Linked DNA regions of Homo sapiens: region 2 is linked to region 1. Evidence: chromatin contacts called from ENCODE POLR2A ChIA-PET data. All regions are on one chromosome and are shown on one strand. Each heading gives the region's core, a stretch centred on a gene start or an enhancer-like site at or near the end of the contact. The rest is flanking DNA. Distances are from core to core; before and after follow the strand shown. Region 1 holds the start of WDR1 (WD repeat domain 1). Region 2 holds the start of PACRGL (parkin coregulated like).

Region 1 (6,174 bases), core at 2,188-4,687:
CAGGGAAGGGGAAGGCAAATTAGTCTTATTCTGGCTGTCGTTCAGTGCGAGTAAGGGGCCTTTCAGACCCTTCCTACGGAGCTCCAAGTAGACAGGTTCCAGAAAGGGCCAGAGAAGTAGCTGGGTCCTCAGAGATGTGAACCACTGGTGTATGCAGACCTCAGGATCCCCATCCTATTAGAGAGTTATGACAGCTGAAAGCAACTCAAGTATATCCTGGCAGTGACCCTTACACGCTTGACACCTGATAGCGGCTTAGCCACACCTTGGGAGTGTAGGTGTACCTGATCTGTATCAACTGCTTTTTGAAGCGCAGTTCTGTCCCAGCTGGCTGCTCTGGACCACTCTGTATTCAAGTCCCCTCCATACACCATATGTGTTCATTGGCTCTGGGTCGCCTCGGCTTCTCGAACATGGTGCCATCCCTATTTAATTCAGTGGGGGCCCAACACAACAGGATACACGAAGGCATGAGTGGTGACTAGGGGAGCCCAACGAATAGGCTAGACCCACAGTAAAGACGGTTCAAGTGTTAAAGCTCCCACAGCTGACAACACCAAACTGAGCTCGCGCCCCACAGGGAAAATCCTGGAACACCCTGGTGTTTCCCATTTTCCTTTCACATCCTTCAGATTTCCTGCCACGTTCATATAGACTCAAGTGACTACGAACAAACAGCTCCCCCACCACCACCATAAAGCCTCTGCAGCTCCAACATGTAACTTTCAAGCTAAAAATAAGCTGTAGAGCCCAGCAGCTGGGAGTTTGGATATGTTTTACTCAAGTTCGACTGTTTAGTTTTCAGTGTCAACTCCAGCAAGGCTTTATGCACGAGTGTAAAGGTTACCAGCTTGCAAGAGCTTGAAGTTGGTCCTTCGTTTTCTTAATCTTGTTACACGAATGCACTACCTGTGAATGCAATTATACCATTTGTTTTAAGGGTCTCAAGGTGATTTGATGAGTTCTAAGTTATCAAAGCAGATGCAGCGGCCTACAAGCCGGGCCTGCGTATCTTACTTTAGGAATCTGTTTTGTACATTCTCCACGGCTCCTCAGTTCGCAGAGCTACTTTCATATCCGTTATTTCCTGATTAACAGTTGTGGGTGGGGAGTGGGGTCATCCCTAGGAGCATCTTCCAGGTGTCAGGGTTATTCCTGAGAGTTAAAGTTAGGGAACGCGGGAATGAGAAGCAGTGTTTGCAAGGGGTTGAAGTTGCAATTTAAAATGAGACCGGTGACACTCATCAACTAACATTTGAGCAATTAAGTACTTCTGAAGGACACAGGAGTCAGCCAAGTAGATCTCAGGTAAGAGTTTCAGGAAAACACCCTCCGAAGCCAGTACCCAAGGCAAAGATGATACAGATGAGGGGAGGCGGACAACGGAGTCTAAGTGACCCGGAGACTGTCATCCAGGACCCTAATGGGCCGTTTTCAAGACTAGCTTTTACTTCATGAAACTTGGAGCCCCTACAGACAAGCTGAGGAATATTTTACTTCGGATGGATCACTCAGCTACCTGGAGAACACACAAGGTTAGGAAGAATAGGAGACAGGCAACATGGCCACTAACCCAGGTGAGCCACGAGAGACTGCTCTACAGAAGTAGGTAGCAAGAGACTAACCTTGATACAACCTTAAGCAGAACAGACCTTTCAGAGAAGCAGGAACCGCTCACAGCGTGGGTTTCAGAGTTTTTAGCTACCCGCAAGTACTTTGGTTTCTCCCACTTTTACCACCCTCCTAGCCCCCAGAGCCCCAATGGAAAACTTGTACCCACGCTACTGAAAGACGAGACTAGAAGCTTGGACACTTCACATTCCCTGCTCTCCCTTCCACAATTGAGCCACTGCCCTGGTTTTAGAAGTGGGGCTTGTTTTGCTCTGAAGTAACCCTTAACGTCCTTAGAAGTAGCAGCTCCCCTACCCCTCTCCCCACGCCTTTGCCTTTTAAAAACCTTAACTTTTGAGAGAGAGAAACAGCACAAGTTCAGGCCCAGCAGAGTAACCCCTACGTTGTTGCCAGCAACTACTTCAAGGGCAGTTAACCGTGCTTAAAGACGCCAAAAGCATCCATCTCCCGCTTACAACAACATTTAGCTACCCCCCACCCACGTACTTTGCTTTCTCCCACTTTTACAACCCTCCCACCCCCAGAGCCCCGAGGGAAAGCTTGTACCCATTCTACTGAAAGATGAGACTAGAAACTTGTACACTTCACAGCGCCTGCTCTCCAGCTGAGCCACTACCCGGGTTTTACAAGTGGGGCTTGTTTTGCTTTCTTAGGAAATAACCTTTAACTTCCTTAAAAGCAGCAGCGCCCCCACCCCCACTTTTGCCTTTCAAAAGCTAAACTTTTGAGAAAAAGCACGAGTTCAGGCCTAACAAAGAGTAACCCTTACGTTCTTGTTGCCAGTAACTACTTCAAGAAAAAGCACTTAACCGTGCTTAGAGAAAGACGCCAACAGCATTCCTCTTCCACTTACAACAACATTCAGCTACCCGCCCGCACCCCGCCAAATACTTTGCTTTCTCCCACTTTTACAACCCTCCCAGCCCCCAGAGCCCCAAGGGGAAAGCTTGTACCCATCCTACTGAAAGATGAGACTAGAAACTTGGACACTTTACAGCCCCTGCTCTCCCGCCACAACTGAGCCACTACCCTGGTTTTAGGAGTGAGACTTGTTTTGTTTAGGAAATAACCTTTAACTTCCTTAAGACCGACAGCTCCCCCATCCCCCACGCCTTTTTTGCCTTTCAAAAGCTCAACTTTTGAGAGAAAAAGCACGAGTTCAGGCCCAACAAAGAGTAACCCCTACGTTCTTGTTGCCAGCAACTACTTCAAGCAAGGGCACTTAACCGTACTTTAAGAAGACGTAAAAAGCATCCCTCTCCTGCTTACAAAACCCGAGCAGGAGGACTGGCGGCTGGGCAACGCCCGGGACCGGTCAAAAAGGAGAGGCCGGGGAGCGCCCGCCACGCAACGCGGTCACAGGTACAGAGAGGTTTTTCCAGACCCCCACCAAAGCCCGCCAGTACTTTCAGCGTCTTTAAGACCCCCCCGCAAATAAACTTCCTACAGCCCAGCTTCTCCTACAAGCTAGCAACAGAAAGGCACCCACCCCCCGACTCCCAGAAGCATTCTGACGCGGCTGCTTGTCTGCGCCGCCTTTTCAAGGGCCCGCGGGGCGTGCTATACGTCACTTCCGGGGCGGGGCGAGCAAGGCGGAGGCGGGGCCGGGGCCGGCGGGGGAGGGGAGCGCCAGGTCCGCGCAGGCTCGCCGGGACCGCAGCCGCCGAGCCGAGCGCTTGACTATATATGGTCAAAGCTGGGGGCGAGCCGCGCGCGGGACCGCGCTTCCGGGTTCGGGGCGTCCGCAACCACAGCGCGCAGGGCAGGCGCGAGCTGGCCTCTGAGCCCCGGCCTCGGACCGCCCACTCCACTCCCGGCACGCCCGGTGCCGCCTTCCGGCTCCAGTCCCCGGGCTCGGCCTCGGCGAGGTGTAATTCGCAGCGCGGGCCGGCCCCGGAGGCTCTCGGCGAGCGCGGCGCGGTAACAAGTGGGCGAGGATGCCGTACGAGATCAGTAAGTGCCGCGGCGCGGGGCCCCCGAGCGGCCGCCGCGCTGCCCCGGCCCCGGTCCCCGGCCCCTAGGCGCCGTGCGGGTGGCGGGGGAGTCCTCGGCGCGGGGGAGGGGTGCGGGCGCCGGCCGGAGGCGTGGCGGGGCCGCCCTCGGTGGTGCAGGGCGGGACCCCCGACGGGGGGTGCGCCCCCAAGTTGGCGCCGTGGGCCGAGCCGGAGGAGCCCCGCTGCCCCCAAGGGCCTGGCCCGGGGCGCGGACCAGGAAGTCGCGCGGTTCCTGGCGCTCGTGGAAAGTGGAGGCCGCCCTCCCGGCGCAGTCAACAGGTGACCGGCCGAGACCGGTCCGGGGCTCCTTCTCCCTTCTGTCCCCGCCGTCCCCGCCCTGCCCTGACATGCCCCGCCGCATTTGTGTCTCCGCAGAGAAGGTGTTCGCCAGCCTCCCGCAGGTGGAGAGGGGCGTCTCCAAGATCATCGGCGGCGACCCTAAGGGCAACAATTTTCTGTACACCAATGGAAAGTGCGTCATCCTAAGGAACATCGACGTGAGTACCCCCTACCCCGGGCGCGGTTCTGCTCCGGAGCCACCTTGGGATGGGATAATTCGCCTTCCTCTCCACTTCTCACCTCCTGCCCATTGGCCCGGGGAGGGTGAGGGCGCCACGCCCCCTCTACCGGGAGCCACACCTCGGAGCCCCGGAAGCCGGCCTCAGATTCACCCAGGTCCTTGTCTGCTCCTTCTTGATGAGGAAACTGAGTCTTAGTTCGTTTCTGTCTACGGTCATAGCACCCTGAAAGCGCCGGATCGCCTCTGATCTTGGAAGCTAAGCACGGTCAGGCCTGGTTAGTACGTGGATGGGAGATTAGATTAGTTCATTCCTTAAAAGCAAGGGCTCCGGATTTGAGGGATCAGACTGACCCGGTCGGCCGCTGCGTGACCTTGAGAAGATTGGCGATTTGGGCATCTCTGAGCCCCAGTTTTCTCGTCTGTAAAACAGATGATGAGATGATGACCACTCTCGCTTCGCCTGCTGGCTGGGCAGATGGAATGAATGAGCTGCTGGCGTCCCTCAAGCCCAGCGGTGCCTGGTGCACTTTGAGCCCTTGCTGAATGGAATGGCACTCAGCTAACTCGCTGTTAATACCCTGGTCTTCCAGTATGGCAGAGCCCGGAAAAACACCCGGGCCTCTGGGCCAGCCAGATCTGCCACCATGGATCTAAGCCCCAAAGCAAAAACAGGAAGCAGTGTTTTCCCATGAATCATTCTCTGCAAGCCTCCGGTACCCAGGCTGAAAAGGCTTCTAGAGCCAGCTCCTTGGGAAATCCTTGCAAATTCATGTTATTCCTCTGTAATTGTTGGGGTGACCCAGTCTGTCAGTCTCCCTCCCTTCCTGGGTTACACGCTTAAATTTTGCTTTTCCCTTCCTCAGCCTGAGTGATGGAATTGGTGGGGTGGGAGTTGGAGGTGCCGGCCCGGCCATTGGGTGATTTCTCCTGTGCTGTGCTTAGTGGGGGCGGCTGGCACAAAGATGTATGTTTTGATTGATGCCATAGGCATACAAGGGTTGTCAACTTAAAGTCAGCCTGATTTCCCTTGGTAGGTTGGGACTGTTGATCGGACACACTTGCCCTCCAGGAGGCCAGCAACTGGCTGAGGGAATGAAGGGGTCTCTGGGTCTCAGTTTCCTTCTCTGTGAAAGGAGAAGCCTCTTGGTCCGAAGAGCTGCTGGCTCTGCCCGCATCTGTCTCGTTAACCCAGGCAGTCGCTGCTGTTCCTCTGCTGGAAGACAGAGCTCTACCTGCCCTGGATTGCTGGGCCCCTCAAATGAGGGGGTGGGCGGGTGTGAATGTGCTTTGAAGGTGCTAACAACTTGCTAGTCACACAGATTCCTAGAAAGCCGAAGGGCCTTGCTTAGAACTGGAGAAAATCACCAGGGATCTAATGGTAATGATCTGGAAGTCTCCGAAGGCAGGTCCTGAGGCTTTTGAGAAAATAAAAATTGAGACAACCCTAAAGAGATATTTAGTAGTTTGGCAAATAAAATCCACTAACACGTCCTCGGATACAGAGCAGTAGGATATTTCGTTTTGCCCCTAACCAGGCCTTCCCTGTCGTTGCAGTCCACATTGACTTCCAGGGAGGGGGCCTCACATAAAGTACCTGCTGTGCATCTGGCCCTGTGATAGCTTCTTAAACTGTAGCATCTCTTTCCACCCCACATGGGTCCGTTACTCTAAAGAGGAGTCAGACTTAGCAAGGTGAGGCAGGCCAGTAACTGGAGCTGCTTCTAATGGAGTGGTCATTCAGGGACAGGCACCCCTTTGCAGAAAGCATTTCCCAGCTTGTGAAACCCATTCTGCCTGTTTCTGAGCTCTGTATTCTTACCCCTTCCCCGTGGTTTGCCATTTTCTTCTCAGGGGTTACCCTGTTTCCCTTCTCAATTATTTTTAAGTTTCTGCAATGCCAGGTCAGCACGAGATGCTACTAATATAGCCCTCCCTGGGCTGGATGTAGATCAGGCACTGAGTCTCTTGTTAGTTGGATGGGTGGACTGGGTACTCAAGTAAAGGTGGGTACGATTTTTTTTAGGGCAA
Region 2 (6,174 bases), core at 1,447-3,946, about 11 Mb before region 1:
CTTCATTTTTTCTTCTTCAGGATAAACACTGATACTTTTTAAAATGATTCCTCACATGAAATGCTTTTAATCCACTTAACAAGTTAGAAATCCTCAAAAGGAGGACAAAGCTCCATGTTATAAAATTTAGCCAGATATCTCAAACATGATGTACCAGCTTAAAGTCTGATACCATGTAAAGATAACCTAAATGTAAGCTTGCTTCTGCACACTGAATAATTTCAATTTCCTTGATTTAGTACATTGATCTCATTTATCTCATCCCACTACCAGCAGATGACTTACTTCCCAGTATCACACTTCACCTCCATTCCCAGGGCCATTTTCTAATACTACGGTAATTAAAATCTCATTAAAGTTGTCAGATAATAGTCTAAAATAAGCTGAGAGAAGCTTTAAATATGTTAACCTACTATTGTACTTCTGTGATCATTCAACAAGTATTTAATATTGTGCCTGACTTCTGTTTTGAGAAGCTCCTGGAGGGGGAACAACACAAGTTTCTATTGAAAAAAAAAATGCATCAGTTTCCTCAACTCTATAATTGGGCATAATTACAGGAACTACTTTAAGTGTTGATGAAGACTAGTAAGAATATATGTAAAACAACATTTCCATAATGGGAGGCATGCAGTAAGGGCCACATGAGTCTTAGCTATTATTATAATTTTCTTTACAATGGTACAAAGTGTTCTTCAGTATTACTATTACTAATAGTGAAACCACATGTTTTGTCATTTTTAAAAAATCTGGCTTAACATCTTGGGCTACATCAATTTGAAGACCAGCTGAGGTCCAATTTCTCTTGATCATCAATTGTTAACAGCTGCAACAGATAAAAGCGATGCACAGCAAAGACGCGTACCCACAAACATAACAAGGGCACAGGCAGCCATATCAAATTATGATGCACATTTTTCAATACTACCTACCAATTCAGTGGAAGTTTTGGATGGAATTTTATGGCTAAATTTCTATCTTCCTTCACGTCAAAAAGTTGTTCCTGTAACAAACTAATGGGGAGGTGTTGCATTATATTTTGAATGAGTTCAAAAAGTCACCAAAACTCATTTGAAAAAGTTTTAAACATGGTAGAAAATCGAGCTTCTACAGTTTATGAGTATACAGGACAACTTTTATGTACAATATATAATTTTCAGCATTAAACATACAGTAATGCAAACACGTCTACATCCCCTTTCAAAATCCTGTATTAGAGAATTTCCTTCCAAAACAATTGCTTTTTCACTTAAAATTTTTATCCTTTACCTTAACGACAAATTACAGTTGGCTCTCCGTATATGCGGGTTCCACATCTATAGATTTGACCCAACCACGGATACGGAGAGCAGACTGGAGGACTTTGGCATGGGTGGATTTGGGTATCTGAAAGAGACTGGGGGGAGGGAGGGAGTCCTGGAGCCAATTCTCCACGGACACCAAGGGACGACGGGAAATGTAGTCAATTTTTTAAAATAATATCCACCTGGAAGCATGCCACTGACAAGCCTGGAGCATGAGTTGTTTGTGAAAGCAAGCTTTAAAAATCTTATCCTTGGTAACCCTTTCAAGTGGTTTTTCATTAAATAACATGTAGAGGATGGTGTAAAGGGGCAGTGATGGGGAGAAGCGAACCTGTAAGAACTATTTTGTGTTACAAATATTATCAAGGTCACCGCTCATTCTTTTACAAAACAAGATAAACATTCTAATTATAGATATTAGAATCCATAAATCCACTTAACTTCGAACACCTAAACTATGTCACAATATCAGAAAGCAAACAAACCACCCTATGAAGCCCACACATTCCCCTTAAAGCTTCCTTGGTTGCTACAGGTCATCTATCTACAAGGGACTGCCGGTATCTGTGTCAATGGTAGGAAAGTGTACTTTCTATCATTGTTTGGGCAGCTGATATAGCCTATTTCTTTCCCTGTATGTACTTTCTCCCGTACTCAGCTTTAAGACCACTGAACTAAAACAATTCTCAGTCAGCAGAGCCCTGCTTTCTAATCCAGGTCTAGAAAGTTCCAAACGTGTAAGTAAGAGCCCCACTAAAGAAACCATGTTCCATTTGTAAAGCTCTGTCAAATTCTAAAAGACCCAGAGCCCAATAGTCACTTATCCCAGTCCCTTTTTTACCAGAAAGTAAATTCAAAGGGCCAGTATTAGGGTCGCACAATCTGCTTAGGGGTCTTAGAATCTATTTTCCACCTTCCCAGCCACCCCTCCTACACTCACTTCTAGATACTTAAAGACCAGTCCAGAGCCAGGATGCTATCAAAGTCAGCAAAAGAGGAAGACACAGAAAAAAAATAAAGAAAAAACAGAGATTTTTTAAAGGGGCCGAGGGAGGAGTTTACCAGTTTCAATTAAGGTTAACGAAGGCTACTCTCGACTGACCCTCTACCCCAGGAAAGGAGGGGTACACTCCAAGCGCTCACGATCTCAAGGGTCCTTAGCAACGGGGTCCAGCGGCCCTAGCAACAGATCAGGAAGCAAGCCGGCTTGGCAGAGAGCGCAGACAGGACACCTGTACCCGCGGTTCACGGCTCCGGGGACCCGTTCCTACCGCGCCTCTCTCCCGCCGCGATCCGCACACCAGCTGCCCCCCACCGGGGGGGGCTTATGACCGGCACTCGGTCGGCCAACAACCGCGGCTACCGCCACCGAGCGCCTGCGTTTGGGGAAATGAGGCTCCGCGCGGCCCGCCCCTGAACCTGGTCGCGCCGCGCAATGACGTCAGACGCACGCTGCGTCGTCTAAACCAATGGTAAGAGGTCGCGGAGGCGCCCCAGAAGAGGGTTGCCCAGGCAACCAGGCGCCAGGAGTTCAGGGGGCAGCTCACGCACTGCAGGCGCTGTCTCTGGCGACAAAGGGGCACGTGGTGGAGGATGTTTTTCGAATAAGAGGTCCGGAGAGCAGAGGGACGATGACGGGTTCCCAGTCGCCTGCGCCCTAGCCTCTCTTCAGTCCATGTGCTTAACTCCTAAACGCTTTTCTCGCACACTTAATACTCATTGTTCCTCAGCTATCTTACCCTCAATACTCGGAGAACTGAAGACTGTGAACTCCTCCCCCCGAGTCTTCAGGGGTGAGAGCCGAAGCCATCTGCATGCCCAGCTGTGGGATTTTCTTGTAGTTTCCTGTTCTATCTGGCTAAATCATAAGCCTAGCTGTGGAAATTCGTTTCCTGTCGTATTTTATGAATCTCATATGCTATTGCATTCTTCACAGTATATCCGCATTTAAATAGTAAAAAGCACGATTTTGTGCTCTACATTATTTTTAATAGTAAAAATATTTAATAGTGAAAAGCACGATTTTATGCTCCACATCATAACAAAACTGATGCTGCAGGAAAATGCATATTCCCTTGTATTGCATTCCACCAGCAACAATTTGGGTTGTCATAGTTAAGTCCAAGCCCTTTGGACCTGTCCACTGCACTCCTCTTTAGCATCCTCTACTGTTGCCAACCCAAAGCCCTAACTTTTTGCTTAGGTAACACTAAATTGGCATTGTCTGAGCACTCGAGGCTGTGTAATCCTTCTGTGCTCCTGTAGCTCCATCCTTGCTACTTGACCAGCACCCCAGAAGCATCTTCATTAGATTGTGAGTTTCCTCAGGATAAGGATTTTAACTTTGCCCTTTTTATTTCTCCAGCTTCAAGCATAATGCAGTGGGTATTCAACTAATGTCTTCTGAATGAATAAAATGAATTAATAAATTCTGTCTATGTCTAATTTCTCTAATGTTCTGTGAACCTTGCATACAAATCTAAGTTTTAAAATTTATTATAATGTATTTACCTATCTTTCTCACTAGACTGAAATTGTCTTTATTGCTTTTCTATCCCCAATGCCTAGCGCAATGCATGCTTAACTAACGTTTTTAAAAGGAAAAAGAAATTTTTAAAAAAAAAAATCTTATATCCTGTATCTTCAGCTACTTTTACTTTATAATCTCTCATCTCCAGCTTCCTCAAGACTTATTATATTTTCCTTACTCCTAGCATCTCCAGTGTCAGACTCAGTAGAGCTCCTAGTTCGTGACCTTTTAACCCCTCCTCCCTGGACTATAAGAATGATTTGTATTCAGTATCGCAGAGGAATGACAAGCATATGTGTTCTGGAGTTAAGCTATCTAAAACTCACCACCCCTTATCAGCTATGAGTCCTTGTGGATGACGACTCCTACAAGCCTCAATTTCCTCTTCATTATTGGGTTATTGCGAGACTTAAATTTAAGAGGACAATTGAATACCTGACACATAGGAAGTACTCAATAAGTATTAGCTAGTGCAATTATTCAGGTGAAAGCAAATTAAGACTAACGTGGAGGACATCGTAAGTGGCAAAAGTCTCATGCTATGTGTTGGTGTATGAACCATGGACGATGACACGGATTTTTCAGATCTTTATAATAACAATTAGTATAAGCTTCTCCTAATCACAGTTAAAACAGCCTCTTCTAAACTTTCTGTCATCATTTTAGAAAATGAACAGAAAACATGCTCCTTGGCATTGCAACTCTATCAGGATATTATGCAATAAGTGGTGGGTGCTTTCTTGAATACACTGGTTTGACAAGCCTGTGAGGCATCCAGGGGGAGCTAACTAGCATGCTGTTGGATCTGCTCATCTAGAGGGCAGGAAAGAGAACTGGGCATAGCTATGGATTTTTGAGCCATCAGCATATGTAGACGCTGAGTTGGGCGATAGGAGTAATACCTTCTAGGAAAGCTCACAATATGTGAGAAACAGAGCACTGATTGTGGACTTTTGTCTTCTATTCAGGTTTTAAGGTTTAATTTTCTATTTAAGAGAGAATGGGATGAGGGAAAAAAGGTGACCTATTTGCCTAGCAATATAGTAAATGATTCTGAAAAGACAGAATATGCCATATATTTTCTGTTTGCTCTCATATAGGTACACTCTTCCCTTTGTCCTGTTATTTGCTCTGGGATGCTGATCAGCATAAACTATATCACCCAGGCTCCAGTGCCCTCTGGTTTCTGATTGGGTTTGGCTACTGAAGAACACTAATAGGAGATTAGAGAATTAGAGGAGAGTGAAGTCAGAGTATTCATTCTCCTGCTCCTATCCTTAGGGGGTTCCCTAAAGCTGGTCATACCCATAAGTGAAGATCACATCTTTCTGCTATAGTCTGATTGTTTCTGTTCCTCCAAAATTCATAGATTGAAATTTTAACTCCCAAGGTGATGGTATTTGGAGGTGGGGCTTTTGGGTGGCGATGAAGTCATAGGGTTGGAACACTCGTGAATGGAATTAGTGCCCTAATAATAGAGGCCTGAGAGAGAACACTCACTCCTTCCACTATGTGAGGACACAGTGAAACAATTTCATCTGTGAACCAGAAAGTAGTCCCTTACCAGACACTGAATCTGTTGATACTTCGATGTGGACTTTCCAGCCTCCAGAACCATGAGAAATCAATTTCTGTTGTTTATAAGCTACTCAATGTACGGTATTTCACTATAGCAGCCCAAATAGACTAAAAAACTTTCTAAATGGCAAACTTCAGTTCTAGGCACAAAATCTCAGAGGCTACTATCTCTAGGTTACTGCACTGTCTGTGTGGTACCCTGTACCTTTATAAATAAAATTTCTTCAAATTGCCCTATTTTTGTTACTCCATATTATATAACCTTATGAGTTAGGTAATAAATCTAACCAAAGTAAACCACTCAGGACGATTTTTTTTCTCATTGTGCTGGTTCTCATTGACTTGTGAAAAAATTATTCATTATTTATTTACTTACATTTAAGTCACCAAGCATTTTTAAGAAAATATTGTCTTAATTCTTGTAAAGAAAATCTCTGCCTTTTTGTACAAATTACAGACAAAGCAATCATTCCCAATGATTATTCCCAAGTCCTATCATTGAGAAATGTGATACAAGAAATTTGTACAATTTGACAAAGCACACTTTGTCAGGAAATGTTAGACATCATCATTATAAAGTCATTGAGTGTCCGCTTGCACATGGAACAAATTAAGCAGTGATAATGGCTCCTCAGGTGAAAGCAAATGAAATCAACATGAGTGAGCATATAAGGTAGCATTGTCCAATAGAAAAGTGATGCAAGTCACATAATACAATTTTAAATTGCCTAGTAGGCATATTTTTTAAAGGTGGAAAGAATC

What was found. ChIA-PET counts read pairs that join two places held with the same protein, here RNA polymerase II (POLR2A).
Region 2: POLR2A ChIA-PET joins it to region 1 with 22 read pairs in activated naive CD4-positive, alpha-beta T cell. The contact joins the promoter of PACRGL here to the promoter of WDR1 in region 1. POLR2A ChIA-PET finds 5 or more read pairs at or near these places in 2 of 52 experiments (activated T-cell and activated naive CD4-positive, alpha-beta T cell).

The regions. Positions count from the first base shown.
Region 1 is chr4:10,114,062-10,120,235 of GRCh38, reverse strand. It overlaps WDR1 (WD repeat domain 1), which reads left to right and starts at 3,437. Exons shown (of 15, transcript NM_017491.5): 1 at 3,437-3,585; 2 at 4,002-4,123. The coding sequence starts at 3,570. It overlaps LOC124900666 (a long non-coding RNA gene), which reads right to left and starts at 3,147. Exons shown (of 2, transcript XR_007058030.1): 1 at 1,018-3,147; 2 at 759-909. It also overlaps the pseudogene RNA5SP155. RefSeq lists enhancers at 1,936-2,025, 2,106-2,205, 3,976-4,125, 3,776-4,580 and silencers at 3,126-3,245, 3,256-3,665, 3,746-3,895.
Region 2 is chr4:20,696,980-20,703,153 of GRCh38, reverse strand. PACRGL (parkin coregulated like) reads right to left here and starts at 2,696. Exons shown (of 9, transcript NM_001258345.3): 1 at 2,367-2,696. RefSeq lists an enhancer at 2,464-2,583.